Regions from separate parts of the Homo sapiens genome. Here region 1 is linked to region 2. Evidence: read pairs that join two places in POLR2A ChIA-PET (ENCODE). Cell type or tissue: A673. All regions are shown on one strand. Links, peaks and the distances in the headings refer to the core of each region. The heading gives the core; the rest is flanking DNA.

Region 1 (16,034 bases), core at 8,231-10,730, 380 kb after region 2:
TACTTGGGAGGCTGAAGTGGGAGAATCACCTGAGCCCGGGAAGTCGAGGCTGCCGTGAGCCGTGATCATGCCATGACACTCCAGCCTGGCCAACAGGAATGAGACCTAGTTTCAAAAAATATATAAAAATAAAATTAAAATTAAAATACACACACAACAACAACAACAAAAACAAGTATATTTGGCACCTTAAAAATTTAGGGATCACCTGTAATCCCAGCACTTTGGGAGGCCGAGGTGGGAGGATCACTTGAAGTCAGGAGTTCAAGACTAGCCTGGCCAATATGACAAAACCCCATCCTACTAAAAATACAATAATTAGCTGGGTATGGTGGCACATGCTTGTAGTCCCAGCTACTCGGAAGGCTGAGGTGGGAGACTCACTTGAACCCAGGAAGCAGAGATTGCAGTGAGCAAAGATTGTACCACTGCACTCCAACCTTGGCAACAGAGTGAGACTCTGTCAAAAAAAAAAAAAAAAAAACAATTAGGGATCAAAGAGAAAAGTCAAGTCCTTCCACATCTGTCTTTTAGTCACTTTCCATAGAACTCCACCCAGAATTATTGGGTGTGGTTTGATAAAAAGCCAAGCCAACATGTGCTGAAGGAAAGGATCTGGTTTGGATTGGTCAAGAACAAAGCGTGAGTGTGAATTGGAGCACTGGCTCTCATCAGATAACACCATCAGCTCCAGGAAGACAGTGTAGCATCAGTAGGGGTGGATGCGAGCAGTCTGCTGTGCCCAGTTAGCCATGTGATTACCTCCCTGTGCTTCAATGTTCTTAACTGGAAGCATAGAGATAAAAATGCTCCCCTCCAGAGCTATTCTTTCAAGGGAATGACATAAAGTTTGTGAAAATGCCCAGCAGAGTGTCTGGCACAGAATTAGTATTCAGTAAATCCATACTATCCCCATGACAGTGTGAACATTTAATTAAGGAAAAGACAGGAGGATGAACTCATTGGATTGACATAGAGTCTTTGCTCCAATCCAGTGATGTGTGGAATTGATCAATAAGCCACATGTCCAGATAAGAACATGGTCTGTAACAGCAGGACAAGTAAGCCAGGACCTTGGGGGTCAGGCAAGTTCAAATCGTGACCTGGCCTATAGTTCACAACACTTTGGATAAGCCACGGAAACTGCTTAAGTCAGTTCCTCATCTGTAAAATTAAAGTAACACGGGGATGTTGTGAGGATTATAAAAGAGAAAGAACAGAGACTAGTTAGTATCGGGCTGAGGCCAGCTAAGCCTTGGTTTATGGAAGGTGCTATCAGTATTGTTCATTAACTATATGGAACTATTCAGAGAGCTTCAATGTTCATTTCTGGGCAAATTTGCTGTTTTCACAAGACCAATAAATAAGCCAAAGATGGCCTTCTATAGAGGATGCATGCTCTTGGCCTTCTATAGATAGATGGAATGATTCTATCAGCATTGGAAAGTAACCTCTGAATGATTTACCAGATCACTGGAGACCAGCCAGTATGTCCTGGACCTATTGTCATCTTTGCGGAGAGTTCCTGTGCAAGGAATGAGAGACCTAATGCCCCACTGATAAAGCAAGCAACCACTCTTCCTTTAATCAGAGGCAAGACAGGTGGGCATAAAATCAGTGATTTATGGATAAAAGAAGCCAAGAATTCCTCGCTGTATAAATTACAGGGGACAGCACTGCTGCAAAAATGTGGATCTTGCATATCCACAAAAACATAAGAATGCATATTCAGTCAACTCAGTTACTTAAAGTGATAGAAAGATTTATGCCAAACATGCAAACTAAGTGAAGAATATGCAAATTACACAGCATGTGCCAAATCTGTACTTTTGGAGAGAAATTGTTGAGAGGGTCTGCTACAGAGCAGTAGCCTCTTGATGGCCATTATTTTCCATTGGCTATGTCTAACTATTCCTATGAACTTCCTTCTGTAAAGAACCTAAACACAGGAGTTATTTAAAATACAGAATAAGAGAGAGGCTTGTAGGGTTAAAATATATATATAGTTAAGTTTATGGTTTCACATTCAATAGAGATCACTTTCTAAAATTTTTTAATTTTTTAATTTAAAATTAAAGATGAGGTCTCTCTAGGTTGCCCAGGCTGGTCTTGAACTCCTGAGCTCAAGGAATCCACCCACCTTGGCCTCCCAAAGTGCTGGGATTACAGGCATGAGCCAGCCCATCTAGCATCTAAGGTTTTTTAAATCAAAGATTACAAAAAGTGGCTACATTCTAGCATATAGTCATCATTATTTTATGTTTTGAAATAGCTTCTAAATATTTTAATATAAAAGATGGGTAAAATGTGAATTTTAAAATAATGTGGTAAAAGTTGTGCTCATCGTTGAATTTGTGCCAACAGCCCCCAACCAATTCCTGGTCCTCAAGACTAGAGATGCACATTTTAGTGCCTAAAAAGAAGTCCGCAATGTTAACTCTCCAGTGTGATTTTTTGTTTTCTGTTTTTGCTTTTTGTTTTTTGAGACGCAGTTTTGCTCTTGTCGGCCAGGCTGGAGTGTAACGGTGCGATCTCGGCTCACTGCAACCTCTGCCTCCCAGGTTCAAGTGATTCTCCTGCCTCAGCCTCCCAAGTAGCTGGCGTTACAGGCACCTGCCACCATGCCGCCCTAATTTTTGTATTTTTAGTAGAGACAAGGTTTCACCACGTTGGTCAGGCTGGTCTCAAACTCCTGACCTCAGGTGATCCACCTGCCTCGGCCTCCCAAAGTGCTGGGATTACAGGCATGAGCCACCATGCCCAGTCCTCAGTCTGATTTCTTTAACCTACTCCTAATTTTGACAGCTCTCAGGAAGAGAATACCCACTTAGTTTCTGTTCTTTCTGTTCTTCCTCTCAGTCCTTTTCTTTCTTTCTCTATTTTGCTTGCTCAAAAGACATGTTGTCTTTATAAACCGAATGGCCTCTATAAAAGTGGCTGCCAGACTTTCCAGCAAATAGGCTGGATCCATTTCTGAGTTAATTTGGAGAGTTTTGCATACTCAGAGGAAAAGAAAAGCATGCATATAATTTCCATTCCACTGAAGTTAGAAATCCCAAATGTAGAAACAAAATGAGCCAATGCTAGAATCAATGCTGGATTTTGAATAATTTATATTGTTTCTAATAGGTTTATATGGGTCATGTGATCAGTTCTAGCCAATATTTTTAATTTTCACTGAGAATGATTTGTAAATATAACTCCAATTCATTTTATGTACCACTGAAGCTTTCAAAGTGATTTTAATTAAAGTATTATATAAAAATAATGATGTTTGTTAAAGTGTTTTTATATCATTGTAAATAACATCACCCTAAAAATGAGAAGTTAAAAAAATTTGGTGTTTTTATGATTAATGTGAAGTGACACATCTAAGCTACCATCACTCATTTAGTGATATATTTATCACTGAACAAATTATGTTTATGCAACTTATGACACCTGGCCTTAAAATGATGCTTTTCTAAATGCTCTGCTACTGCCAATCATCATGGTCTCTTGGACTTTGGGACATTGTCAACTACTTACTCTATCAGTAATCTCAAATTGCTATAAATGTCTGTTTGCTCTCTACTTTTTAGATTTCCTGATCACTAATTGATGTGGTTTGGATATTTGTCCCCTCAAATCTCAAGTTGAAATGTGACACCCAATGTTGGAGGTAGGGCCTAGCGGGAAGTGTTGGCCATGAGACTGGAACCGTCATGAATGTCTTGGTGCCCTTCCTAAGGTAATGAGCGGTAATGAGTTCAGGCAAGATCTGGTTGTTTAAAAAAGTGTAATACCTCCTCCCTCTCTCTCTCTCGCTCTTCTCACCATGTGATACTCTGGCTCCCCCTTTGCCTTCTGCCATGACTATAAGCTCCCTGAGGCCTCACTAGAAGCTGAGCAGATGCTGGTGCCATGCCTGTACAGCCTGCAGAACCATGCGCCAAATAAATCTCCTTTCTGTATAAATTACCCAGTATCCCTTTATAGCAAAGTGAAACAAACTAATACACTAATTAAATTAATTTATGCCTAGTGTGGTGGCTTGCATCTGTAGTTCCAGTTATCTGGGAGACTGAGGTGGGAAGATTGCTCAGAAAGGGGTCGGACACAAAATTAAAATTCAGTAAGTTACCTCTTAACTATTTTCATCATTACTACGAATGAGACTCATTTGCCTTCCTCATTAAGGTTTTGTAGAAATGTGATTTTTTATTAGGCTTATTCTAGAGTTAGGCTTTTAGTTTTTATTTCTGAGCTTCCTTTAATATTTTACTTTGCTTCCATTAAAAGAAATGTGAAAAGAAAACATACCAAAGGAAATAAACTTCTATTCTTGTAGGCATTCAGTACTGGTGTTTTGGAAAATTTAAAGCAATATTATGTCCTTTTCTCATTCCTGTACAAAATGATACGTGCATTTATGGCATTTATGTGTATATACATTCATTTTATCATAGCAGATGCATAGAAAAAATTCTGGAAAGAAGAATGGACACTAGATTCTTAACAATGATTGTCTCTAGGGATGAGATTAGAGGAAATTTATCTTTATTTCTGAAGTAATGTAGTTTTGTTTAAATTTTAGTGTTTCAGGTCGGGCGTGGTGGCTCACACCTGTAATCCCAGCACTTTGGGAGGCCAAAGCGGGTAGATCATTTGAGGTCAAGAGTTCGAGAAGAGCCCAGCCAACATGGTGAAACCCATCTCTACTAAAAATACAAAATTCGCTGGGCGTGGTGGCGTGTGCTTATAGTCCCAGCTACTTGGGAACCTGAGGCAGAAGAATCGCTTGAACCCAGGAGGTGGATGCCGCAGTGAGCTGAGATTGCACCACTGCATTCCAGCCTGGGTGACAGAGTGAGACTCTGTCTCAAAAAAAAAAAAATTAATGTTTCAATAGTTTAGACCTTTTTATAATCATGCAAACAATGAAAATGTTAAAAGATAATTATCTTTCCAATTACCTTGGTCAACACAATGCAAATTTTCTGTAAAGACAAGCACTACTGTTTGCATGTGTGTGTACACGTGTGTACAAATATTACAGAGCCCAAATGTCATGTAATAATGATGCCTAGATTACTGGGAGGAAGGAAAAGCTCTGTCTTCTGCCCATAGCCCTTATACCATTCTAACCCTGTGCTCACTATGTCTTGTTCCCCACTGCTTCCCTGAGATTCCCACCTAGTCTGGCCTAGAACACATGGTTTCATCATTCTGACCCAGATCCCACCTTTATCCCAGAGGACTTTGTGTTTGGAAGTGGCTGGTGGTGTTGGATGCTTCTCGACTTTTCAAAGTTTGAACTACCTGATGCTGTCCCCTCCCCCTAAGCTGAAATCTTATTCCATGTTCAGGCGTACTTCACACTAGGAGATTTCAGATTTCCCCAGAATAGAATTTACTCCTAGAAAGCAGCATCAGCTTTTAGAAGTTGGATTCCCTACCACAAGTTTCTAAATTCCCCGTGGATTTGCAATAGACAGGCTTGGTCAGGGCACTCATGACATAGTCACAGCTTAATATTGTGTCCTTCACATGTGGGGACAAACTGTCTCCTGGTCACAGATTGCATTCTTTTTTTCTATTTATTTATTTATTTATTTAGAGACAAAGTCTTGCTCTTGTCGCCCAGGCTGGAGTGCAGTGGCGCAATCTCGGCTCAATGCAACTTCCACCTCCCAGGTTCAAGCCATTCTCCTGCCTCAGCCTCCTGAGTAGCTGGGATTACAGATGCCTGCCACCACACCCAGCTAATTTTTGTATTTTTAGTAGAGACTGGGTTTTACCATGTTGGCCAGGCTGTTCTTGAACTCCTGACCTCAGGTGATCCGCTCGCCTCGGCCTCCCAAAGTGTGGGATTACAGGTGTGACCCACCACACCCGGCCTCATTCATAACCCCAATTAGCCATCTTGAAATCTTATGACCAAACATCTCTGGGCTCCAGTTTTCTTACCTCTGAACTGGACAGTGTGTCCTCTAAGACCCCTGTGAGGTCCAGCTTCTAGAATTCCATGGAACAATAGACACTGGGTAGGCTAGAAGAGACAAGGGAGGTGCTGGTAGGGGGGTGTTATAACCTTCAGGGCACAACCATCATGATTCAAGATAGCGTCTCCATGCCTGAAAGACCTGGTACAGCTTATGCAAAAACACTTCATCCTGCACAGTGTTTAGTTGAGGTATGCTGTTGACTCACCACTGGCTGACTGTGTATTTTCAGCAGGTTTCTTATTAGAGCTGCTAGATTTTCATAAATCCCTTCATAGTTGATAGGGTTAGAGGTTCTTTCATGGCACAAGCAGAGCACATAGGGATGAAACCTATATTCTGGATCTTATTAGAATCCAGAGCCTCTAAGGAAAGGATCAATAGGACTCTTGGATTTGCAATACATGAAGTCAGGTGTTAAGGAATTCCAAAAGAAGTAGCCAGAAACTATGCCTTAAATGCTAGCATATGTTAAAAACTGCTCTCACTTGGAGAGGTTTAATTTGTCATGACACTGTTTTAAAGAGATTGTAAAACTTAACTTCATCTGATTAAAAGAAACGCTTGAACGGGTGTGGTGGCTCACGCCTGTAATCACAGCCCTTTGGGAGGCCAAGGCAGGTGGATCACCCGAGGTCGAGAATTCAAGACCAGCCTGACCGACATGAAGAAACCCCATCTCTACTAAAAACACAAAATTAGCTGGGTATGTTGGTGCATGCCTGTAATTCCAGCCACTCAGGAGGCTGAGGCAGGAGAATCGCTTGAACCCAGGAGGCAGAAGTTGCGGTGAGCCGAGATCGCGCCATTACGCTCCAGCCTGGGCAACAAGAGCGAAACTCTATCTCAAGAAATAAATAAATAAGTAAATAAAAGAAACGCTTACCCATAATGATCCTGTTGTATTAGGTACCAGAGTGGTTCTCTAGAACAGTCATGAAGTACTTTGAGAATGAGCTTCTAATGCACTGAAGTTTTGTTTTGTTTCGTTTTTTCCTGTTGTAGACTTTCTGTACCTAAATCTTCTGTGTTTTTAAGTGATTTCTAATTTGATGTACAATCTAGCTGATCACAACACCCAGGTTATTTGATAAGCCTCCCTCAAAAATCACAGCCCTCTTTTCTGCCAAGATATAGAACCTCCAATTTGCCCCCTGGTGACCTTGACCATCTAGAAAGGGTAATTTAAGAAAATGACCTCCCTTTGTCTCTCCCTCTGCTCCCTGCCACACTGATGAATTTTATTATCAAAATTAATACTTGGGAAACCAAGAGAGGGACAAAAGTGTGACTATTGGTTGAAAAAATCTGAATGTAAGTTTTCTGTGCCTCAGGTCCCTTCGTAACTAGCAAAATTCTCATTTAACAAAGCAGGTCCTCAGACAGTCCCAGAAGTGTCTTCTTGACCCTTCTTTCATATTTGGCCTAGTAAGAAACTGTTTCTTAACCCCTCCTTTTTTTTCTTTACCCTAAGACCCATTAAAATATACAACTATGAATGGCCTTTGAGGGACTATCTCCCAAAACAGTATCTGATCAGTCTTCAAGAAGGCAGTGAGAACCATTGTTTTATATCCTTTAATTATATCTTATTTTCATCTCTCACATTCTTTTCTTCTGTAGAACTCTCCTATTTTCTGATAAGAAACTCCTTTACTCTCATTTAAACTCCACAAAGCAATCAACCAAACACAAGACCTTCTTGTGCTGGAGGAAAACCTACCCCAAGTGTAAAAGATACTTGTGCTTGGTGTAAAAGAGACTCCTTTAAACGTGTCATGGTTTCAACAGCCCAAAGACCTCACATTATCCAAAACACTTACATTATCAGCTAAGAAGAATATTGCATGGGCTGGGGTCCAGGGTCCTTCCTTCCTCTCTTGGGGACTTCAAGGTGTCCCTTGATGGCACCTACTCTTGTGTACCTCCCTTGAGCTTCCTTCTGTGAAATCCAACATCTCTTTCTCTGAGCTCACCCCACACCCAACCAAAAAATATATCTATTCAATATCTACTACATGATAATGATGAACTATCAAAATTCTTTGATAGTGATAAACCTCTGTAAGTTACCTCAAAGCAGCAGGCCTTAACTTAAGGAAATGTTAACAATGGTGGAAAATCCAAGTCCATGTCAGGTTTTCAGGGCCCACAATCTCTGTGTTCTCATGCACAAACTTTCACTTACTTGAAATCTTTCGTCAGCTCATCATGGTTTGCTGAGCTTTTCAGCATCTCCACCATGATGTCAGAAGCCTGCCACAATTTCTGGGCATTCACTATTATGTGCAGCCAGAGAATTTTGCACAACTTCAAGGTAGTATAGAATACAGAAAAAAAATTAAACATGGTCATTTAATATGACTTAATTTTGATAATTCAAGCACCAGAACAATTTAATTTCTTTTAAGTTTTCTTTGAACTTTCCTTAATATAGAGATCTAGGAATTGATGAATTTAATTATTTTTTCAGGATGGAACAAAAAGTCAATATGAGAGCAGAGAAGCAAAGCTATGTTCTGCAAGTCCTAATTAATCAATCAACTGGGACACAGTGATTTCTAAAACATGCAAGAAAACAAAGAGGCCCAGCATAGTGGCTCACACCTGTAATCCCAGTACTTTAGGAGGCCAAAGCAGGAGGATTGCTTGAGGTCAGGAGTTCAAGATCAGCCTAGGCAACAGAGCAGGATCCTGTCTCTACAAAAAAAAGAAAAGAAAAAAAATTAGTCAGGTGTGGTGGGACATGCCTGAAGTCCCAGCCATCAGAAGACTGAGGCAGGAGGATCCCTTGGGCCCAGGAGTTTAAGGTTATACTGAGCTATGATTACACTACTGCATTCCAGCCTGGACAACAAAGCAAGACCCTGTCAAAAAAAAAAAAAAAAAGAAAAGAAAAGAAAGAGCAAACAAAGACTCTATTTGGGGACCTTATAGACTCAGAAGATAATAAGCTTATAGTGAGGCTATAGAAACTGGAAATTGTATGCCATTTAATGCTTGTTCACCATGGAAACATTTACCATTAAAGCAAATGCTAGCTAAAGTGCATCTGAAATTACCTGTCTCAGAAGTGTCTCTCCGATTAAAAGTTTTATGCCTTTCCCAGTTGAATGTAAATGATAGGTATTTAGCCATATACACCTCCCAAAATCCAAGATGTTAATTGTATATAATTTTCCATAAAATAGTTAATTATTGTAGGTTATAGAAAGGAGAAGAATTAAAAGAAAATTCTGAAATTAGAAAAATATACCTATCAAAAACAAGAACTTTTCTTTCATTTACCTGGAAATTCTGGATTATTATTTACTTCACTATTCAAGTTACAACTGAGCTAACCCACTTTAAAGGCAACCCAATCAGTTACTCTTAGAAATGGATAAATAACTGTCCATTAAATAACAATGTGTGGCCTGGGTGTCTCTCATGGAGCTATTATCACATAATGAGGTTGGAGGTAGGCACAGGTGCTATTGGATGACCATGAGGGTGATCAATGAACTTATCAAGTGAGTCATCCCCTTCCAGAACTATCTTTCTATATTAAATGTGTACTCACCATAAAAATCAACTTTTGCTAAGAGTGATGCACTGCTGTCCACGACTGCAGCAAACAACTTGGAGTATTTTATTCTCAACCACACTTCAAGGGATCCTGCGCAAGAACCACCAAACACAACCCACAGGTTGTCAGCAAGTCCCATTTTCTCTGCCATGGTGGTTCAGAAGTTGGCAAGATTGGCCAAGGCTTGCCTGCTGCTGAGATAGTGGAGGCTAGAAATACTCAGGTCTCTACAAGACTCTTTGTTTATGACAACAGATAGAGAGGAATGACAGACTACTTGACACATGCTTAATGAGGCCAAAATGCAAGTGTGGAAGGCACATTGAGATCTATTCCCCCAACTTTGAATATTTTAATAAAGATGTCCAGAAGAGCATTCTGGTTAACAGTGACACCTAAATGCAGGCAGGAGAAAGCAGAAGGAGCTATCGTTTCTCAAGTCTCATTTTCAGTATGGACTTCCCATCCTCAGCACAGGTTAGAAACTCCAGAGGGTCGCCTATCACAAGACATTCTTTCGTCTTGCCCTGTGCAAACTGAAATGAGGTAATGAACTTAGCAGCTTCACTCCAAGGGTAGCTCATACTTAAAAGAAATAAATTGACACTGCTTCATTGTTTTCCAAGAATTCAGAGAATCCATGGTTAATTGTGTAGAGAGTATTTCACAGTCTTTCTGGTTTGCCTGTTAATATCCAGACTAAGCCAATACGAGCTTGGGTTTCCTAAGGTATGAAGGAATGAAAGAGCAATTTACCATTGAGCTGTTGTTCAGTGGGGCTTCCTATAATCCTACGGAAGCCTGTTGTTTGTGTTATTTGTGTGAAGTCTGTCTTTAATCCTCAACACCCAAAAAACCAATTCACCCTCCCCTCTCCTTGCTAGACCTAATAATTTCAAACAGTGTAATGCTCCAAGCTGCTGAATGCATATCTCAAAAAAACGGGCTAAGGATATAAAAAGACAATTCACAAAGAAGAAATGCAGATAGCCAATGAGCATGTGAAAAAAATGTAGTACTACTAATAATCATAAAAATGCTAGAAGCAGCCTGAGGTCTGTACATGCCTGGATTGCCTATTTCTGAATTTTTACGTGAGGGGACAAAAAAAATTCTGTCTGCTATTTAGGGTCTTATTACAACCAAAATTTATTCTAAATGAAACAAATTATACCCTTTAAAACAAACAAACAGAAATGCACAAAACGATTCATGCACTAGGATGTTCTCTGCAGGGTTATTCACAATCGTGAAAAGAAGAAAGAATATAAATATCCAATAATCATTGGAATGGTTATATGAATTTAACTCATCTGTTGAAGAGAATATATTTTCTATGACACCTTTGTAAACCATGGTTTTGAAAGCTATTTAATGTTATGGGAAAAAACTTACAACAATGTCATTAGGGGAAAAAAGATCTAAACTTTAAACACAGTTTGACTCTGTTTTGGGAAAAAAAATCTACACATTTAGCCATAGAAAAAGAGCAAACAAATGTCTATGAAGCTTTTAGCAACAATTATCTCTGTAGGTCAGATTATGAGTAACATTTCTTTCTGTTTTTATAATCTTCTATATTTACTCCCTGTATTATAGGCTGTCCTCACATTGCTATAAAGAAATACCTGAGACTGGGTAATTTATTTTTTAAAAAAAGATATTTAATTGGCTCATGGTTCTGCAGGCTGCACAGAAAGCATGGTGGCATCTGCTTCTAGGGAGACCTCAGAGAGCTTTAATTGATGGCAAAGGCAAAGAGAGGGCAGGCATCTCACTTGCCAGGAGCAGGAGCAAGAGCAAGAGAGAGTGACAGGGGAGGTACCACATACTTTTAAACAATCAGATCTCACAAGCACTCCCTCACTATCGTGGAGACAATACCAAGGGGATGGTGCTAGGCCATTCATGAGAAACTGTCCCTGTGATCCAACCACCTCCCACCAGGCCTTACCTCCAACATTGGGAATTACAATTTGACGTAAGATTTGTGGGAGGACCCAGATATAAACCATATCATTCCACCCCTGGTCCCTCCCAAATCTCATGTCCTTCTCACATTTCAAAATAAAATCATGCCTTCCCAACAGTCCTTCAAAGTTTTAACTCATTCCAGCATTAACTCAAAAATCCACAGTCCAAAGTCTCTCTCATCTGAGACAAAGCAAGTCCCTTCTCCCTGTGAGCCTGTAAAATCAAAAACAAGTTAGTTACTTCCAAGATACAATGGAGGTACAGGCATTGGGTAAATACACATGTCCCAAAAGAGAGAAATCAGCCAAAAGAAAGGGGCTATAGGCCCCAGGGAAGTTTGAAACCCAGCAAGGCAGTCATTAAATCTTAAAGCTCCAAAATAATTTCCTTGGACTCTATGTTGCACATCCAGGGCACACTGGTGTGAGGAGTGCACTCCCAAGGTTTTGGGCAGCTCCGCCCCAGTGGCTTTGAAGAGTTCAGTCCTCGCAGCTGCTCTCATGGGCTGGTGTCGAGTGCCTGCAGCTTTTCCAGGCATATGGTGCAAGCTGTCAGTGGATCGACCAATCTGGAGTCTGGAGGACAGTTGCCCTCTTCTTACAGGCAGTGCCCCAGTGGGGATTCTATGAGGGCTCCCATATTTCCCCTCTGCACTGCCCTAGTAGATGTTCTCCATGAGGGCTCTTACCCTGCATCAGGCTTTTTCCTGGACTCCCAGGCTTTTCCATACATCCTCTGAAATCTAGGTAGAGGATCCTGAGCCTTAACTCTTGCACTCTGTACACCTGCAGGCTTAAAACCTTGCGGAAGCCACCAAGGCTTATGGCTTGCACCCTCTGGAGCAGCCCAAGCTGTACCTGGCCCCTTTGAGCCACAGCTGGAGCTGGAGTGGCAGGGATGCAGGGAGCTGTGTCCCAAGGCTGCACAGTCAGGGTCCTGGGCCTGGCCCATGAAACCATTTTTCCCTCCTAGGCGTCCAGGCCTGTGATGGGAGGGGCTGCCATGAAGGTCTCTGAAAAGCCTTCAAGGCCTTTTCTCTGCTGTCTTGGCTATTAGCACTTGGTTCCTTTTTAATTATGTAAATTTCTGCAACCTTATTGAATTCCTCCCTTGAAAATGGGCTTTTCTTTTCTGCTGCATGGCCAGAGTGCCACTTTTCCAAACTTTTATGCTCCGCTTCCCTTTGAAATATGTCAGTTTTAGATCATTTCTTTGCTCACACATATGAGCATATGCTGTTAGTAGCAGCCAGACCATACATTGAACACTTTGTTGCTTAGAAATTTCTTCCACCGGATACCCTAAACCATCACTCTCAAATTCAAAGTTCCACAGATTCCTAGTGTAGGAGCACAACACAGCCAAGTTGTGTGCTAAGGCATAACAAAAGTGACCTTTACTATAGTTTCTAATAAGTTCTTCATCTCCATCTGAGACCTCCTCGGCATGGACTTCACTGTCCATATCTCTATCAGTATTTTGGTCAAAACTATTCAACAAGTCTCTAGGAAGTTCCAAACTTTCCTTCTTCTTCCTGTCTTCTTCTGAGCCCTCCAAATTCTTCCAACCACTGCCCATTACCCAGTTCCAAAGTTGCTTTCACATTTCATTGTATTTTTACAGCAATGCCTCACTTTGTGGTACCAACTTTCTGTATTTGGCTGTTGTTGCATTGCTACAAAGAAATACCTGAGACTGCATAATTTATTTTTTTTAAAAAGAGGCTTAATTGGCTCACAGTTTGGCCGACTGGACAGGAAGCCTGGCAGCATCTGCTTCTGGGGAGGCCTCAGGGTGCTTTTACTCATGGCAGAAGGCAAATCCTCATGCTTGTTCCTTGGCCCCAACTCAAGGATGTTTTTCCCCCTCTCTCCACAGAATTTGTTCTTTATTTGGATCAACCTAATCTCTTTCCCAGATAACATGAAGTTCTCCTCTTTGGGTATTGGAGGGAAGGGCTGGCATGAGAGAGGAAGGGACCTGGAACATAAAGGATTGTCTACAGCAAATGAGGAAGGAAAGAGTGCTGTAAACATCTCAGGGCTTGTAAGTGTTGCCTCATCAAATAAAGAATGTGATTTTGGAATTCTAAGTCCCTCACTTTTTAATGATGTGGTAACAGTCCAATAATTTCATTAGTTCAACCTTTTTCCTTAGGAACTTTGATTTGTGTGTGTGTGTGTTATTGGAATTTTGATATTCTTTTTAATAGTTTCAAGATCACCTCCACCCCAAACCATCTACTGTATCCCTTAGATATTTTCCAGATTCATTAGATGAACAGTTTGAATCAGCTGTTGTTTCTGACCTTATCCATACAAGTTGTAAATTTGGTCAATACAAGTTTGTTCCAGAATAATATAGAATATCTACTGTTGAAACTTTCTATAGACTATCAAAATTCCAGTAACACCCACAGCCATACACAAATCAAAGTTTCTAAGGAAAAATGTAGAACTAGTGAGATTACTGGACATTACCATATCATTCAAAAGTTAGTGACTTAGAATTCCAAAATCTCATTCTTTTTGAAGCTACAAAGAGACCTATACTATTAACATAAATTATTAATAGTTTTTCACTGCTAAACTGTCCCAAGAATTGTGACTCATACAATAAAGATACCATTTTACTGACATTAATAGCATTCTTGAGGTTATGAAAAGCAATGCATGCTTTCTTGTTAAAATGAGATTTAAAGACAGTGCACTAAAGTTTGATATATTTACAACTTTTAGAAGCCCTTTATAATTGGTTTTGTTTGATTTTATTTAATGATATTAATTATAAGTAAGTTCTTTTAAAAATCAAATTTTCCCACTATACAATACACAAAAATACCAGAATGGAAGAGTAAAATCCTGAACAACTAGACTCTTTATCCTGCTCCTGTGTTGCTGTGAGTCAAAACTTTGACATTACACTTAACTATGACAAACAGTTTTTAATAAAATGGTCACTACTGCCTCTGAGTGGTGGGTTATTTTCAGAGTTTAAATTTCATTCATTTCAAGTCCTTTCAGTGCTAATAGGAGAGAATTTTGACACTGACACTGTAAATGTCTTTTCAAGTTTAGACTTTGAACGTGAGATTATGTTTAAGAACATGAACAGTCAGCGTTATTTCATTTAAAGAAGGAGTACAAAAACTCATAAACGTACAAGGTTGGCCTGCTTTTTCTGTAAAATCTGTGTTCCACAAAGAAGCAGAGGGCCCCCCAGTTTCTTAGCATTCTCCATCAGGGAACTCTCCTGGACAGCCAAGCTCTCTCAGCAGTGCTTTCACCTCCAACAATTAGAAACACGGGGCCTCCAGGCTGGTGGAACTCATCAGTCATGAAAGACCTCTGTGGAAAGAAAAGCATCATTTCAAATCATTAATTAGGATCTGTTGTTTGCTTTTTTCTATTATTAGAAATAATACTTCAACTAATGGTACAACTAATGGTCGTACTATTTAGTTGGTAAAAATAAAGAACAGGGTGATGATCTGTGATCTGACCTAAGCAAGTGACACTGCAAGTCACTTTTCTGCAAAGTGCACATATTGAAAATTACCAGCCAACCAGCTAGGCGCAGTGGATTGCGTCTATAGTCCCAGCTACTGGGAGGGCTGAGGTGTCAGAATCGCTTGAGCCCAGGAGTTTGAGACCAGCCTGAGCAACTTAGTGAGAGCCCATCTGTAGAATAAAAAAGAGAAAGAAAATTACCAGCCAACAATGTGGTTGTCCTAAATCAGACCCAACACAATTACACAATTTGGATTTGGGACTCTATGATGGATTATATGATGGAAAGAGCTGGGAACCTCGGGAAGAGCTGGCAAACCATAAGCTTCTGCGAAGTGCGGAAACATTCGTGGGACAAGTCAGTGACCTCTTGTATGATACAGAAAGATCTTTATGGGTCAGGGGATGCAGAAGCCCCCTGCATCTCTCTTGACACCACAGGGGACAGGTAAGAATGGTAATAAATAAATGAGGCTCCAACCCAGGCATTTAGACAAACACAAACACAAAGAAAATGGATCCATAGAAGGCCTGAAAAAAATAAAAAAAGATAAAAGGAAAAATAAACAAATCAGGAGAGTGAAAAATAACGGAATAAAAATAAATCCAAGAGCTGGTTCTTCGAAAACAAAATGAAAATTTAAAACACACACACACACGGGCCGGACACAGTGGCTCACGCCTGTAATCCTGACACTTTGGGAGGCCAAGGCAGGTGGATCATGAGGTCAGGAGATCGAGACCATCCTGGCTAACACGGTGGAAACCCATCTCTACTAAAAGTACAAAAAATTAGCCGGGCGTGGTGGCATGTGCCTGTTGTCCCAGCTACTCGGGAGGCTGAGGCAGGCGACAGAGCGAGACTCCATCTCCAAAAAAAAAAAAAAAAACCACACACACACACACAAGTAAATCATTACCTGGTCAATTGGTTCTCAACATGGGTGATTTTGCCCAGACCCCACCCCAGGGGCCATTGGGCAGTGTCTGGAGATATTT
Region 2 (15,233 bases), core at 12,264-14,763:
TCTAAAGTGAGAATAATAATGTTACCTTTTAATGGTGATGTAGGAAGCAGAGATAATGTGTAGTATTTATTGTTAACTCATGCTTCTTACCTTGGAGTTTTTTTTTTTTTTTTTTTCAGACAGAGTCTCGCTCTGTGGCCAGGCTGGAGTGCAGTGGCACGTTCTCGGCTCACTGAAACGTCTGCCTCCCTGGTTCAAATGATTCTCCTGCCTCAGCCTCCAGAAAAGCTGGGATTACAGGTACATGCCAGAACGCCAGGCTAATTTTTGTATTTTTAGTAGAGATGGGTTTTCACCATGTTGGCCAGGCTGGTCTCGAACTCCTGACCTCAAGTGATCCACCCACCTCAGCTTCCCAAAGTGCTGGGATTACAGGCTTGAGCCACTGTGTCTGGCCCCTTACCTTGGACCTTGATCTCTAAATGTCTATCCCGCCATCACCTCCTCTGACTCTAAATACCTGTGTCATGCTAGACTTCCTTGAGGGAGTATTTTATAGTTGTACTGTAAGAATGATAATGATGATAATCATAAATGCCAATATTATTTATTGTAATAAGTTCTTACCTTTAACATTTGGATGAAGTAAGGTATGTTAGCTTAATGGGTCAGCATTCTAATGTGGCCTTGACTTTCTACTCTTCACATTTCAGATACTCTAAGTGTAATCACAGGCTAGCCGTTTGCCTATTGCTATCAGATCCACTTTATGTGTACCTTGCTTGGTCTGTATTGCAGGGGGTTGACTTCTGCAAACTACATGTCCCAGACTCCCTAACCGACTTGCTTCCTGATAAGTTTGTATGGTGGAGGCAGTGGTGGGACATTGGAAGGTAGAAGGAAAGAAGAAACCAGGGTATTTCTCCTCCACTCTTTCTGCTTAGGGAGTATGCCTTCTCTGTGGCTCCAGTCCCCACTGGCTATAGCTTCCCTCTTTTGTCGCAGCCCTCAACAGGCAGTCTCTGTGGGTTCTTGGTCCCATTCGGCTCACCTAACTCTTGTGCTCTGGTACCATCTGTTCCCTTTGTCTCTCCAGTTTTGCTGTCCCTAATCTCTTAGGCCTTTCAGTTCTAACACCTTTGTAACTAGTTCTTTGTATTCGGTTTCTTTCTTGGAACCATCTGGTGTGCCTTTGTTCTCTTGGTAAGACCCTGACTGATACAATTATGGCAATACTGATACTTAACTTGTAGTACTGTTAAATTAAGTTTGGACTAAAGCCTCCGTTGTACATATTTTAATTTTGGCCTAAAGGTTTTTCAGTACACAGTGAACCTAACTTGATATGTAACCTAACTTGATGTGTAAAAGACTGTCACCTGCTCTTGTAAAAGTAGCCGAGTCTCATCCAACCACAGGCAGCCCTATTCAAATAAAGCAGACACCAGCTGTTTCTGTCCCTCATTTGCATTTTCTGTACATACTTTTTCCTTTTACTGTCCATAAATGTTATCTGACCATGTGGCAGTCCTGGAGTCTTTCTGAACGTGTTCTGGTTCTGGGGGCTGCCTGATTCATCATTGTTTGATCAGTTAAACTCTTAAATTTAATTTGTCTAAGGTTTGTCTTTTAAAGCCATCATGAGGATTGTAGGACATAACTTACTGAGAATATGACGTTACATATGTAAATTATAAGGCAATATTTCAGTAATTGAGTATTTTCAAAAATAGATATAAACCATATAATGATAGAAATGATAGTCTCATAAAGAATAACTTATTCGTATGCAGTATCCAGATTATCCAGATTCTTTTTTTTTTTTTTTTCCGAGACAGAGTCTGGCTCTGTCACCCAGGCTCGAGTGCAGTGGTGCTATCTTGGCTCACTGCAACCTCTAACTCCCAGATTCAAGCAATTCTCCTGTCTCAGCCTCTCGAGTAGCTGGGACTACAGGCACACACCACCATGTCCAGATAATTTTTGTATTTTTAGTAGAGATGAGGTTTCACCATGTTGGCCAGGCTGGTCTTGAACTCCTGACCTCATGATCCGCCTGCCTCGGCCTCCCAAAGTGCTGGGATTACAGGCATGAGCCACCGTGCCAGCCCAGATTTTTAAATTTATAACTTTTAATGGCTATAATCTGGTTAACTCTAATCAAGAGGAAATACTTATAAAACTTTTCAGTGTCTTTCAGCAGTTGTTATAATGTATACCTAATCAATGTTTATCTGTTCAGTACATGTTAAATCTGTGGGACAGACTGAAAAAGAAGTCTACAGTGATTTATTGCTTTTGGACATGCTTCGTCTCCTTGGGCCTTGCCAAAAGATCTGGAGACACAGTTTCATCCCAGAGAGGAAAGAAGACTTGGTAATTTTGTTCAGTAGTTTTGCCAGGAGTTCTTTTAACCCATTCTCTGGATTTTACCCCAGTTTTACACTGCAGGCCAGCATAATAATCACACTGCAAAAATCTCAAACCACTTTTACAATGCTTTATTTAAAAAGCAAAACAAAAGTGTGAAGTTTCAATATTATAGTCATAGTGGTCTAATATCTCTACTTTCCCTCTCATTACAAGTTTTTACTTATTTTTATAACCCTTTAAAATATTCCTTTTCCTGTAATAGGTATCCCTCTCTCAGATCCAAACATTGCTCAGTTTAGCAGAAACATCAAGGAACACGTAAAGTGGAAACCCTGTGCTTGACATCTTCTCTGATATTTCCTGAACTTGTTTCTCAAAAGTATCCTTAATGACAGGAAAGGGGATCTATACCTACAGGGGTTAAAGGGTCAGGCAGCTTTCACTTTTTGGAGCGGAATTTACTAAGTCATCATCATTCCTGACGACTTTGTGCATGTTATGGAATGTTGATCCTCCTTTCCATCTCTTCTGCATCTAGCAAAATCCACGCTTCCATCTAGAACCAGCACTCTGAGGCCATCCCCTAAGTCTCATGAATATAGAGCATTTTTTATTTTGCCATTTTCATCCAATTGATTTGACCCTATGTGTATTAATTATCTGTTGCTATGTAACAAATTACTCCAGAACTTAGTGGCATAAAGCAACAAACGTTTATTTTCTCATACATTTCCTGAGGGCCAGGAGTTTGGGAGCAGTTTAGCTGGGTGATTCTGGCTGAGGGTCTCTCATGAGGATGCAGTCAAAGCGCTGGCCAGTAGGCAGTCATCTGAAAGTCTGACTGGGAGTGGAGGATCCAATTCTAAGACAGCTCATTCATTCACATGGCTGTTAGCGGGAGGCCTCAGCTACTCATCACATAAGCCTTTCCACATAGTTTCTTAGGCAACATCATAACATAGCAGCTGACTTCCTGACAGGAGACTAATCCAAGAAATACAAGGTATCTGACCAAAATGGAAGCTATGATGTATTTTATTACCTAACCCCAGAATTGATAAAAACATCCATGGTCTATTGGTTACACAGACTAATCCCAGCACAATGTGAGAGGGGAATGTACAAGGGTGTAAGTACCAGGAGGTGGGGCTTGTTGAGAGCCATCTTGCTGGCCGCTAACACACCAAAAAAGTTTTGCTTCCATAATTATGAATTAAAGTGTTTATAACAGAATTATACTAACATTGATGCATTTTTTTTGAGAAAATGTTTTCTGGAATAAGCTCCATGAAACCAATTAAATTTCTTGATCAATTTTCTATACAGCACAAGTATCCTATTTCTAATTGTATTTTCATGTTTCTATTGCTTAATGTATTTTCATGAATTTTTTTCCACATTTATTTCCTAAGATGTTATTTGTTGCTCAGGTTTACTAAGGCTTTTTGCTAATCAGTTTTACTATCATGAGTTTTCTGTTGCAGCTTTTAGATCTATCAAGTCAAATTTTCCATCAAGTCAAATTTTCCAAAGCTAGGTTGAACAGATGTAACTTTGGTGAAGACTGATTCTATATCGATATTTATCAGTAACTCCAATTTTGTATTTTGAACAGTTTTAACTATAGTAATTTTCATTCTATGGTAATTATTTCTGTCTGTAATTTTCCTTGTGAGTTGGATTAAAGGCCACTATTTGGTAGTTATTCCTTAGCTAATCTATGAAGTAGTGGTGAGTAATCCCAGGTGGTTCAGAATTGCTTGATTGTTCAGGAAGGTCCTATAGCAGAGCTTACTAACTTTGTTATCCATCTTTCTGTGCCCCGTATTCCAGCTGCCTTCACCATCATTGAAGGAATATATAAGCAATATCCCTGGCATCAAAACACAAAAGGTTGTGTTCCCCAAGGGTTAAAGTGAACCCTCAATCGCCTCACCTCCTCTTCCTAAGTGTGACTTTTCCCCACCCTTCCACCTGACCTTAACCCAATGAAAACTCGAAAGTTGTTGACATCTGTGAGCTTTGATCAAATTAGGGCTAACAGCAGGTTAAAGGAAAAATCAGGTTTTTGAGGGCTGAAAAACACATTGGCCTTTTTCTTCCTTAAAGTTTTCTGAGCCTGGATCCTGGAACCAAGTCCTCCTCCTATTATGTGTTTATTGAATAAATAGACAAATGTATGAGCAGATTTTAAAAAACTGGTTAATTCCTAAGTTCCATGAAGGGCATTAGTAGAAGAAATCTTTTGAGGACCTACATTTTTTTAATCTGCAAATGATGCTCTCGTTGTTGTATGACTGAGAAACTCTCAACACAGAGACACCTCATTTTAACTTAACATGATTGTGCTACAACTGGCTTAGATTATTTTTCCTAATAAATGAAATTCTACAGAAATGACAGTTCCCTGCATTTTCTCCTAATCCATTTATTGGATTGATGTTCCATGAATTTTCAATACTTTACATACATTGAAACAAGAAGGTCAATCGTAACCTCCTTTCACCCCTTCTTGGAGAATTTCCTTCAACCAGAAATCCATCAGTTTGTTTTTTGGTGTGTGCTCAGCCCCTCTTTTGCTCTCTCCCTCCCCAAAGGGAACCCTTTTATAAGCTGAGATGAACCATTTAGATTCTCCCTTTTGAAATGGTCAAGCTGAGAAACCCAAATTGAGTTCTATGATCCTGGCACTGAAGATTCTCGGGCTAAGTCATAACATGCTTTGTGGTCTGTGTTTCAGAGAGATGAATGTAGGTGAGCTGTGTCTGGGGAAGGGAGGAAGGTACCAGGCCAATTACACTAACCACGGAAAGAGGTGAGGAGAGCCACCAGGTACCTGCAGTGGAAATAAATGGAAAAAGCACTTGGTGGAAACTGCACCGAAGAGGGGGTTTGTCGAAACAAAAACAATCAAAGACATAGGAGTTCAATCTGGGTGACTGCTGGGGACACAGATGCCTTTAACAAAGAGATCACAGAAAGCATTGCCCCTTTGAGGGTCTAGATGTTCAGCAGGCAACTCAAAACTGGGAATTCAAACAAGCCTCCCTTTGTGACTTAATATGTTCTTTTAAAAATTGTACTGTATTAACAGTTTGGTAGGAAAGCAATAGAATTACATTGTTAAAGAGTGTTAACATAAAGAAGGAAGAAACTGTAATTCCCCTATTACCGTTTTATGTTTTTTTCCAGTCATTTTCCGGATGTTTAAAAATATGTACTATTAGATTGCTTTTAAAGAAAAATTTTAATTTTGGATAAGCCAACATTTCTGAGTCTAGGGTTTCCAAAACTAAGGCTTTTGGAGGCGTGCTGGGTCAAAAATAGAAGCTCGGTAAATACTTGCTCAGTAGTGGCCTAGAACACTAAATATAAATTAAAAATGTTTTCTTTTTTTGAGGATTTAAATGTTTCCTTAACCTGAAAGCGAAACAGATTTTTGTTTGTTTTGCTGTAACGAGAGAGGAAGGAACAAGAGAGTGACAGGGTGAAGCAACTTCTCCCAGAAACTTTTGGGCGCAAACGCCCTCAAGTCCGGATCATTGGAAAGTAACTCGAAGAGAGGAGAGAACTAGCGCAAGCGTAGCCTCAAGGCGGCCGCAATCACCCCGCCCCGGGGCTGTCTCCGCCCCTGCCCTCTCTCAGTCGCCCCGCCCCGGGGGCTGTCTCCGCCCCAGCCTTCTCTTCGCGTTCCGCGTTCCGGGTTCCGGGGGAAGTGTGTTACGGGGACACTGGCCCGACTACTTTCGTTCCGTCTTCCATCGTTTTCTCTCGTGCAATGGCGTCCGGGCTGGTAAGATTGCTGCAGCAGGGACATCGCTGCCTCCTGGCTCCAGTCGCCCCCAAGCTGGTCCCTCCGGTTCGGGGAGTGAAGAAGGGATTCCGCGCCGCCTTCCGCTTCCAGAAGGAGTTAGAGCGGCAGCGCCTTCTGCGGTGCCCGCCGCCGCCCGTGCGCCGGTAGGAGCCACCTCGGGAAGAGGTCTCAGGGTGGCGGTCGCAGACACTGGGTCTTCTTCCCGCGGCGTCGTGTCTGCGGCTGATGCGCCCCTGGGTTAAGCCTTAGGAAGTTTGCGATGGAGACACCCGTGAGCTGTGGGCGCGGGGCCTGAGGCAAAAAAAATGGATTTGTGCCGCGGGCGGTAGAGCTTCGGGCTGTTCCCGACGTTTTGAAACTACCATTTAGGATTTTGGCTACTGAAAATTGGGAGAAATGGGGCTAACTGGAGGGTCTTCCTTATGTGGACTTGGATGTTGTAGTCCCCGTTTGTAATGCCTGAGAATTCCGATAAGCGGGAAGAAAGCAGCCCACAGCATCGTAAATTAAGGAGAAAAAAAATTAATCTACAACCTGAATTCTGCTGTCTAGAGTAAAAGGAAAAAAAGTTAGCTTTAGATTTTTGCCCTAATTAATGCTGTTCTGGTAACAGGTTTGGCAGAGAGAGACACAGGTTTTTATAGCTTCAAACCAGATCATACTTTACATAATTTAAATTCCTTCATCTTGCTTTTTCTCTTTAATAATGTGTGTTTGACATGTTGTCATGGTATTACAAAGATATGTACCTCACTCTTTTTTATGGCTCTGTATATATGGGCCTATGAGCTCCATATTATTGCCATTAAAACCTATGTAACAGCGCGTAAAGGGGACGCATGTGTAGTATGAAATTTTGAAAGCTATTAGTACTTTAACATTGCCCTCCAAAAAATGTTGATCCACTTTGTACTCCTACCAGTAGGAACGGTCTTCTAACAGAGAAGATTATAGCAAAAAATAAAATCTCTTCTTAATTCCCATTCCCTTGTTTATTATAAGATTAAGTATTTTAGGCTCTCAAAGGTGGAAGAAACTTTATGGGTTGGACAGATTATATAGGTGTATATGTTATATGTATATCTTACGACTTTCAACCTAGGTTTTCATACTTTGCTTCCCTTTGTTTCTTAAAGGGGTTTTATATTGTGTTACGTATAAGTAATCCAGAGATGACTTAAAGTATACAGGAGGATGTGCATAGGTTATATGCAGATACAGGTATACCTCATACATATTGTAGGGTTGGTTCTAGACCACGACAATAAAACGAGTCACATGACTTTTTTAGTTTCCCAGTGTATACCTAAGTTATGTTTATACTATTCTGTAGTTTATTAAGTGTACAGTAGTAGTGTCTAAAAAGCAATATATGTACCTTAATTTAAAATACTTTATTGCTAAAAAATGGTAACACAGAGACACAAAGTGAGCACATGCAGAATTGCTACAGACCTTCAGTTTGTAAAAATAAAATGCAATAAATCTGTGAAGCACAATAGACCGAAGTACAGTGAAACGAAGTGTGCCTGTACTACACCATTTATATGAGAGACTTGAGCATCCATGAATTTCAGTATCCAGGAGAGTCCTTGGAACCAATCCCCTACAGATATTGAGGGATGACTGCAAATATAACATACTAGTGTTTATGGCTTGAATCTGTGAAATTAACATTTATGCTTCATACTTAGGTATAAAACATAGTATCATGGTTAGAGCAGAAATAAGGAACCTAAAAGTTAGGCTAATGGCTTGGTCTTTTATATTGAAGAACCAATTTCATGTGACAATTGGATCAAAGGGAAAATTAATCCAGTCATATATGTAGAATATAGCAAAGGACTGCCAGTATTTATCTGACTTTAGTCTTAACATTTAGAATATCAACCTGGCATTAAAAAGAAATATAACCTTCTTTCATTTCCTTTATATAATTAATAACATTACAACACAGTGAACAATTTTTATATCACAGTAACAGGTTGTTCTCTTTACCATCTCTTACTGTCTTTACATTTTCAGTTCAGAGAAGCCGAACTGGGATTACCATGCAGAAATACAAGCTTTTGGACATCGGTTACAGGAAAACTTTTCCTTAGATCTTCTCAAAACTGCATTTGTTAATAGCTGCTATATTAAAAGTGAGGAGGCCAAACGCCAACAACTTGGGATAGAGAAAGAAGCTGTTCTTCTGAATCTTAAAAGTAATCAAGAACTATCCGAACAAGGGACATCTTTTTCACAGACTTGCCTTACACAGTTTCTTGAAGACGAGTACCCAGACATGCCCACTGAAGGCATAAAAAATCTTGTTGACTTTCTCACTGGTGAGGAAGTCGTGTGTCACGTGGCTAGAAACTTGGCTGTGGAGCAGTTAACACTGAGTGAAGAATTCCCAGTGCCCCCAGCTGTGTTACAGCAGACTTTCTTTGCAGTTATTGGAGCCCTGTTACAGAGCAGTGGACCTGAGAGGACTGCACTTTTCATCAGGGTACGTAACTATTAATTGGACATGCTTGAGATAGACAGAAGGGAAAATATTCTTTTGTAATTCACTTCTTTGATATATCACCTTGGAAGTGAATTTTTCTCCCAAGAAAAACTGAGAAAGACCTAAAGGTTTTTTATGGAAGGGCTGTAATTATTCCAGTTGTCTCTTATTATGGATATCATCAGAAGTGAATATTAAATTGTGGGTTGTGATTTCTGAAGGACCACAAGCCATATCATCTTTAAGTTTACATCCTTAGGGCCAAGGATACTGCCTGCATGAGAGATACTCAGTAGATGTTTGGTGAATGAGTGAAGTCAAAGGACACTATGCAGAGGCCTGTGCTTCAGTACCAGCTGCTGTCTGCTCTTCCAAGTGATGAAATGTTGGATTTCAAGTCCCTCTAATGTAAAACTCTTTGTTAGCTAGTGGCTTAGCTAATTCAGATTCTTATGTAATTGGTACAACTTGACTCCCACTGTCCTTTTATAATTTATTAACTGGGAGAAGTTTTATCCTCTGCCATTGGATGAAAACATGAGGTTTTGTTCACTTTTTGATAATAGAGAGTCCACACAATCACTTTAAGTCATAAAAACAGTCTTGATTCAGGCACCTATCTGACTGACATTCAGTCTTTAAACCTGCTGTTGGAATCTGTTCATTTAGTTTTGATACCAAGTTTGATAATTTTGTTAGAGAATATCTGTATTTACTGACACTTCAGGCTTTGTTCATAGGTAAGACCTATCTTTCTCCCCCCAGTTAGTTTTTTCTATAGAAATTCTGACAAAGTCCTTTTTGATTTCCAAACTATAACTCTGTGGAGTAAGTTTTAAAACTCTAAATAATTTTTGGTCACCATTTTGAAATTCTACAAGGTAGTCATGAAACTATGTTGGAAATATTTACCATATTGTAATGCGTCTTAACAGTTCCAAGTAAAGATCTTATGAAACATAGATAATTCAAATATCTGTGTCTAAGTTGAGCTTTGATGTCTCTTATAGTAGAATTGACAGGTTTGTATTGTCCTGTTTCATTTGTTCATCCACTTAATGTTGAGTGCCTTACTATGGGCCAGGCACTCTGCTGAGCTCTGAAGCCGCTATCTAAATAGGATTTGATGCTACTCACAGCTCATTATTCAGATGGAATGCAATGTGGAAGTGCTTTCCTAGAGGTGTTAAGGTGCAGAGTGAACTTAGAGGAGGCAACAGCCAACTTTAGTAAGGCTAGAAAAGGTTTTACAGAAGTGATTTGTGCCCCTTAAAAGGATGTTTTGGGAAGACAGTGTCAAGGATGAGCTTGTGCTTGGGAACTACAGTTAATTTTTTTGTGGCTGGATCATATTGCGTTTGGCAAAGTGATCAGAGATAAGTCTGGACCTTTAAGAGCCAGTGTACAGAAGAGCTAACAGTATTACTAAGAAAGTGGTTTGGGCATCAGTATCAGCATCACTGGAGAACTTGATAGAAATGCAAATTCTCAGGCACCCCCTCAGAGTACATAATCTCTGGGAGTAGGGCCTAGGAATTTGTATTTTAACTAGCTCTCCAGGTGATATCTCTGCATCTGGAAATTAGAACGGCACTCTTAGCCATGCTACAGCGTATGTATTTTGATGGTCTTGTGTAGCGACAGCTGGAGTTGTTCTAAGTGGGAGGTTTTTAATGATCAAATGTGCATTTTAGAAACATCATTTCTTCATACTGCTTCCCTATTCTGGGGAGATGAGATTGGAGTATTCAACTCAAACCCTACTAGAAAGCTCTAATTATTAAGACCAGGAGCAAATAGCAAAAAATAGAAGGAGGCGATAGAAGGTAATCACTTAAGAAAAATTGAGCTTTCTTTCTATATTCCTACTAATATCTTAGATGATGGGAAAGAGCTGTGTTTCCTAACCTTACACTTGGTTATTCTATATGACAGATAGCAGTTCAGTGATTTTTATATATGTGTATATACGTATCCCATAAGGCATATCTACCTCTGTACATTAAAACATTTCAAAATCCCCTACTGAGAGTGGATGTAAGTTTTTTTTTCGAGGCAGCATCTCTGTTGTCCATGCTGGAGTGCAGTGGCACAATCACAGCTCACTGCAGCCTCGACTTCCTGTGCTCAAGCCATCCTCCTATATTAGCCTCCCTAGTAGCTGGGACCACAGGCATGTGTCACTATGCCCAGCTAAATTTTTTCTGTAGAGCCGTGGTCTCATTATGGTGTTCAAGCTGGTCTTGAACTCCTGATTTCAAGTGATCCTCCCACCTCAGCCTCCCAAAGTGCTGGGATTATAGGTATCAGCCACCACGCCTGGCCTAATATTTTTTATTAATGAAGCTGAAAGTGTTCTGGTGCTTGGAGGAGTGTTGTAATGAATTGACTTCATTTCATGAACTAAGTGATCTTTTTAAATTTCTTCCCTCTGCCTCCATCCATCCATCCATCCATCCATCCATCCTGTTATCATATTACTAATGTTTGTTAATACAAGTTAATTGGAATATGTAAATTGCTGTGGAAATTAATGTTTGCTTCCATAGTTTCTATACAACATAATACTTTTTACTGGCAAAATCAATTCTGCTTTGAATGTTCATAATTTCTCAGTTATCTTCGTCATATAAATAATTACTAGTATGCTACAGTTTTAAAAGTTTATGTGAAATTATTAAAAGATTTTTTTAAATTATTTTTTATTATTTTTTGAGACAGAGTCTTGCCGTGTTGCCCAGGCTGGAGTGTAGTGGTAGCATGATCTTGGCTCACTGCAACCTCCACCTCCCAGGTTCAAGCAATTCTTGTGCCTTAGTCTCCCTTGTAGCTGGGTTTACAGGCGTGCAGCATCACGCCTGGCTAATTTTTGTATTTTTAGTAGTGACAGGGTTTCACCATGTTGGCCAGGCTACTCTCGAACTCCTGGCCTCAAGTGATCTGCCTGCCTTGGCCTCCCAAAGTGCCGGGATTACAGGTGTGAGCCACCTCACCTGGCAGAGTTTTTAAAAACATTATTAATGGAGGAAGTATTGTTATTTAGAGGCCCTGAGTGCCATTTTACATGAGTTTCTATGAGAAGTTACTACTTTTTATTCGTTAATTCTTTAAATAATTTTTTTCTTACTAGTAGGAATATAATTCTAAATTATAAGATAGGGCAGGGTACGGTGACTAATGCCTGTAATTCCAATACTTTGAGAAGCCAAGGCAGGAGGATCCTTTGAGGCCAGGAGTCGAGACTAGGCTGGGCAACTTATGGAGACCTCATCTCTATAAAAAATTTAAAAGCTAGCCGAGTATGGTGGTGTGCACCTGTAGTCTCAGCTGCTGAAGAGGCTGAGCTAGGAGGATTGCTTGAGCCCAGGAGGTCGAGGTTTCAGTCTACTTGTGATCACGCCTCTGCACCTCTAGCCTAGGCAATAGAGTGAAGCCCTGTCTCAAAAAAGAAAAAAAAAATTATAGGATTCTACCTTCTGTGGAATTTTGGTAGATCATACTGCTTGAAATAGGTTTCTCGGGCTTGCAAATTTTTTTAATCCAACTATGATTTTTGCAATAAAATTAGTGTAAAAACTGTGGGAATGAAAAAGAATAGTACATTTTTGTCTTTCGTTTCCCATTAAGTTTTAAATTTCTGTTAAAAATGTACTCTGTGGCTTCTCTAATTTAAAAAGTGTAAAAAATGTATTTTGAATTGTCCTAATGTTCTTTCTACTAATTAAAATGTATAAATTATATTTTTATATGCAGGACTTCTTAATTACTCAAATGACTGGAAAAGAGCTCTTTGAGATGTGGAAGATAATAAATCCCATGGGGCTATTGGTAGAAGAACTGAAGAAAAGGAATGTTTCAGCTCCTGAATCAAGACTTACTAGGCAGTCTGGTGGCACCACAGCTTTGCCTTTGTATTTTGTTGGCTTATACTGGTTAGTGAAATTTTAATCTTAACTTTATAACTTTGAGGAAATCCTAAAAACAGACTCCTCACAAAGCCTTAAAAACACTCTTCACATTCCATAAGGAATGTTAACATAACCTCTTCAGATTCCTTAACGTAACTTCTAATTGCATGAAAAGATTTTTTAAAAATCTCTTCCCCATGGTTATTATTTACTACTTCCCTTCCCGCTAGTTATGCTTAGGAAGAATCTGAGTTTTGCTAATAGCTTTTGTCAGCCAACTATTTGCTATAGACTTTCAGTGTGTTATCTTAAATTTTTCTGTGTAGAAGTACAAATGTTGACTTGTTCGTGTTAGAGATTCAACCTTAATCCATTCTTGTCAGTAGCTTCAACTGAGCCTAGAACTGGAAAAGGAAGGGCCTTAGTTATCCATCAAAATGTGTAAATCAACCCATGTTGAGAGCTTTTTAGTTTTGTTAGTAAAAAGTTGACTTGCCCCAAATTAATCTCAGATGTTAAGATTAAAGTGTTAAATGTAAATATTGAATATTTAAGATAGCTAGATTAAAATTTAGGTAAATATTTTTCTAATCCTTGTATCACGAAAGACTTTATAAGTATAAAAGAAATAGAAGTTACCACATGGGGAAAATGGATAGTGTTGTATAAAGTTTTATCTATTGAAATGCAAAAACAGTGAGATACTCTTTGTTACTTACCTGATTGGCAAACCTTTTAAACATATCTTTTATCATCAGTTTATATACTGCTGGTAGGAAAAAAATGTACCATATTTCTGTGAATAATTTTGACAAAATGCCAAGCATCTTAAAATTTTTTATGTTCTTTGATTTTGGTATTTCAACTTTGGGTTGTTTGCCTTAGATTTACAGGCAAATTTTGTGAACAAAGACGTTTGTTGTTTACCTCTTTATGCTCCATACTTTGAACAGTTGCTGGGACATGGTGGTCAGTAAATAGTTGTTGAACTAAAAAACAATTAGAAATAAATTTGATATTCCACAAGAGGGAAATGATACGTATACATGATGGAATATAGTACAGCTATTACAGGCGACATTTTAAAAGAATTTTTAATGAGATTGGGACATTTTGGAGAATGATCTTTTATCTAAAAAAAAAAATGTAAGAAGTAATTTGCCATATCACTACAGTGATTACTATTGGATAGTAGTGTTTTTGTAGATTTTACATAATGACTTTTTAAAACGTGATCAGTGATAAAACCAGCAACATTAGACTAAAAACAAAATTCTGTGCTTGTTATTCACTTCAAGATGACTTTTTCTGATTCTCAAACTTTGTGCAAATTTGTATGTGTTTATTATTATAAAGTTTAACTTAATAGAACCTTTGTTTCATTTCCAATTATTGTCATAACAGATGTTTTTTAGCAAATTTATTTCATATTGTTGTTGTTTTATTTGTGTAGCTTCACTAGTTTTTCTTTAATTTGGTTTCGGTCTTCACTTTCAAATCAGCTTATATTGAATCTGACTTAGTAAATGCAGTTGCCGATTGAATCTGATTTAGTAAATGCAGTTGCTATGCATTAAACTTTCAGGAGATGCTTCTTTGAATTGCACAGATGAAATTTTAGGTCAGAAAATTTCCAGGAAGTAGTTAAATATATTTCAGAAGTAGCAAAACAAATAGGATTATAGTTATTTGATGTGCACATTCTACATTCTTTGCTCCCTTGAAGGAACATTTTACATTTTTAAAGAAGATAAATGGTTATGATATAGAAATACCAGTAAAGCAGAGGAATACCTACATTAGATTTATCGATAGAATACTCATAGCCAACATTGAGTGTTACCTCACTTGGGAATAAATTAGAGTGGATTAGAAATATATAAAATGATTTAAAAATCTGAGCCTGTTTTGAAGCTCTTTTTTTTTCCTTTTTATTTAATTACTATTTATCTTCTTTCTTTTTTCTTTTTTTTTCAGAGGTCTCACTATGTTGCCTAGTCTGATCCCTAACTCCTGGGCTCAAGCAGTCCTCCTGCTTTGGTCTCCCAAAGTGTTGGTGTTAAAGCTGTGAGCCACTGGGAGGCCAAGGCGGGCGGATCTTGAGGTCAGATCGAGACCATCCTGGCTACGGTGAAACCCCCGTCTCTACTAAAAATACAAAAAACTAGCTGGGCGTGTTGGCGGGTGCGTTGGCGGGCACCTGTAGTCCCAGCTACTCAGGAGGCTGAGGCAGGAGAATGGCGCGAACCCAGGAGGCGGAGCCTGCAGTGAGCCAAGATCGTGCCACTGCACTACAGCCTGGGCGACAGAGTGAGACTCAGTCTCAAAAAAAAAAAAAAAAAGTGTGAGCCATCATGCCCAGCCTAAAGTTCTTAATTTGAAATATAGAGCTGGTTTCTGGTTTCTTATTTGTGTTAAAGTTTAAATGACAGACTCAAAAGGCATAATTTTTTCAACAGAATCTTTTCCCAAGTTATATCACACATTAAAAATAAAAATAGTCATAATTCCTGATAATATTTTTACTAGTTTCAGGTTTTTGTAAGGAGATATTTATTTTTCCCAAGTTATATCACACATTAAAAATAAAAATAGTCATAATTCCTGATAATATTTTTACTAGTTTCAGGTTTTTGTAGGGAGATATTTATTTACATATTCTTCCAATTCTCTCATCAACAATTGAAAACCTAGATACGACTTG

Evidence for each region. Peaks named below come from ENCODE experiments on the same cell type or tissue, not always from the same donor. Only the 100,000 strongest peaks of a DNase experiment are listed, where the experiment ranks them.
Region 1: POLR2A ChIA-PET joins it to region 2 with 6 read pairs; 4 of 35 experiments call an interaction of 5 or more read pairs at or near these places.

Annotation. Positions count from the first base shown.
Region 1 is chr2:224,333,213-224,349,246 of GRCh38, forward strand. It overlaps LOC124907992 (a long non-coding RNA gene), which reads right to left and starts at 71. Exons shown (of 2, transcript XR_007088104.1): 1 at 30-71. In A673, for the core only: no CTCF peak of the experiment used is centred there; no DNase peak of the experiment used is centred there.
Region 2 is chr2:223,951,382-223,966,614 of GRCh38, forward strand. It overlaps MRPL44 (mitochondrial ribosomal protein L44), which reads left to right and starts at 6,082. Exons shown (of 4, transcript NM_022915.5): 1 at 6,082-6,270; 2 at 8,153-8,621; 3 at 12,375-12,553. The coding sequence starts at 6,092. RefSeq lists a silencer at 5,857-5,926 and an enhancer at 5,997-6,166. In A673, for the core only: no CTCF peak of the experiment used is centred there; no DNase peak of the experiment used is centred there; H3K27ac peaks cover 1,411 bases.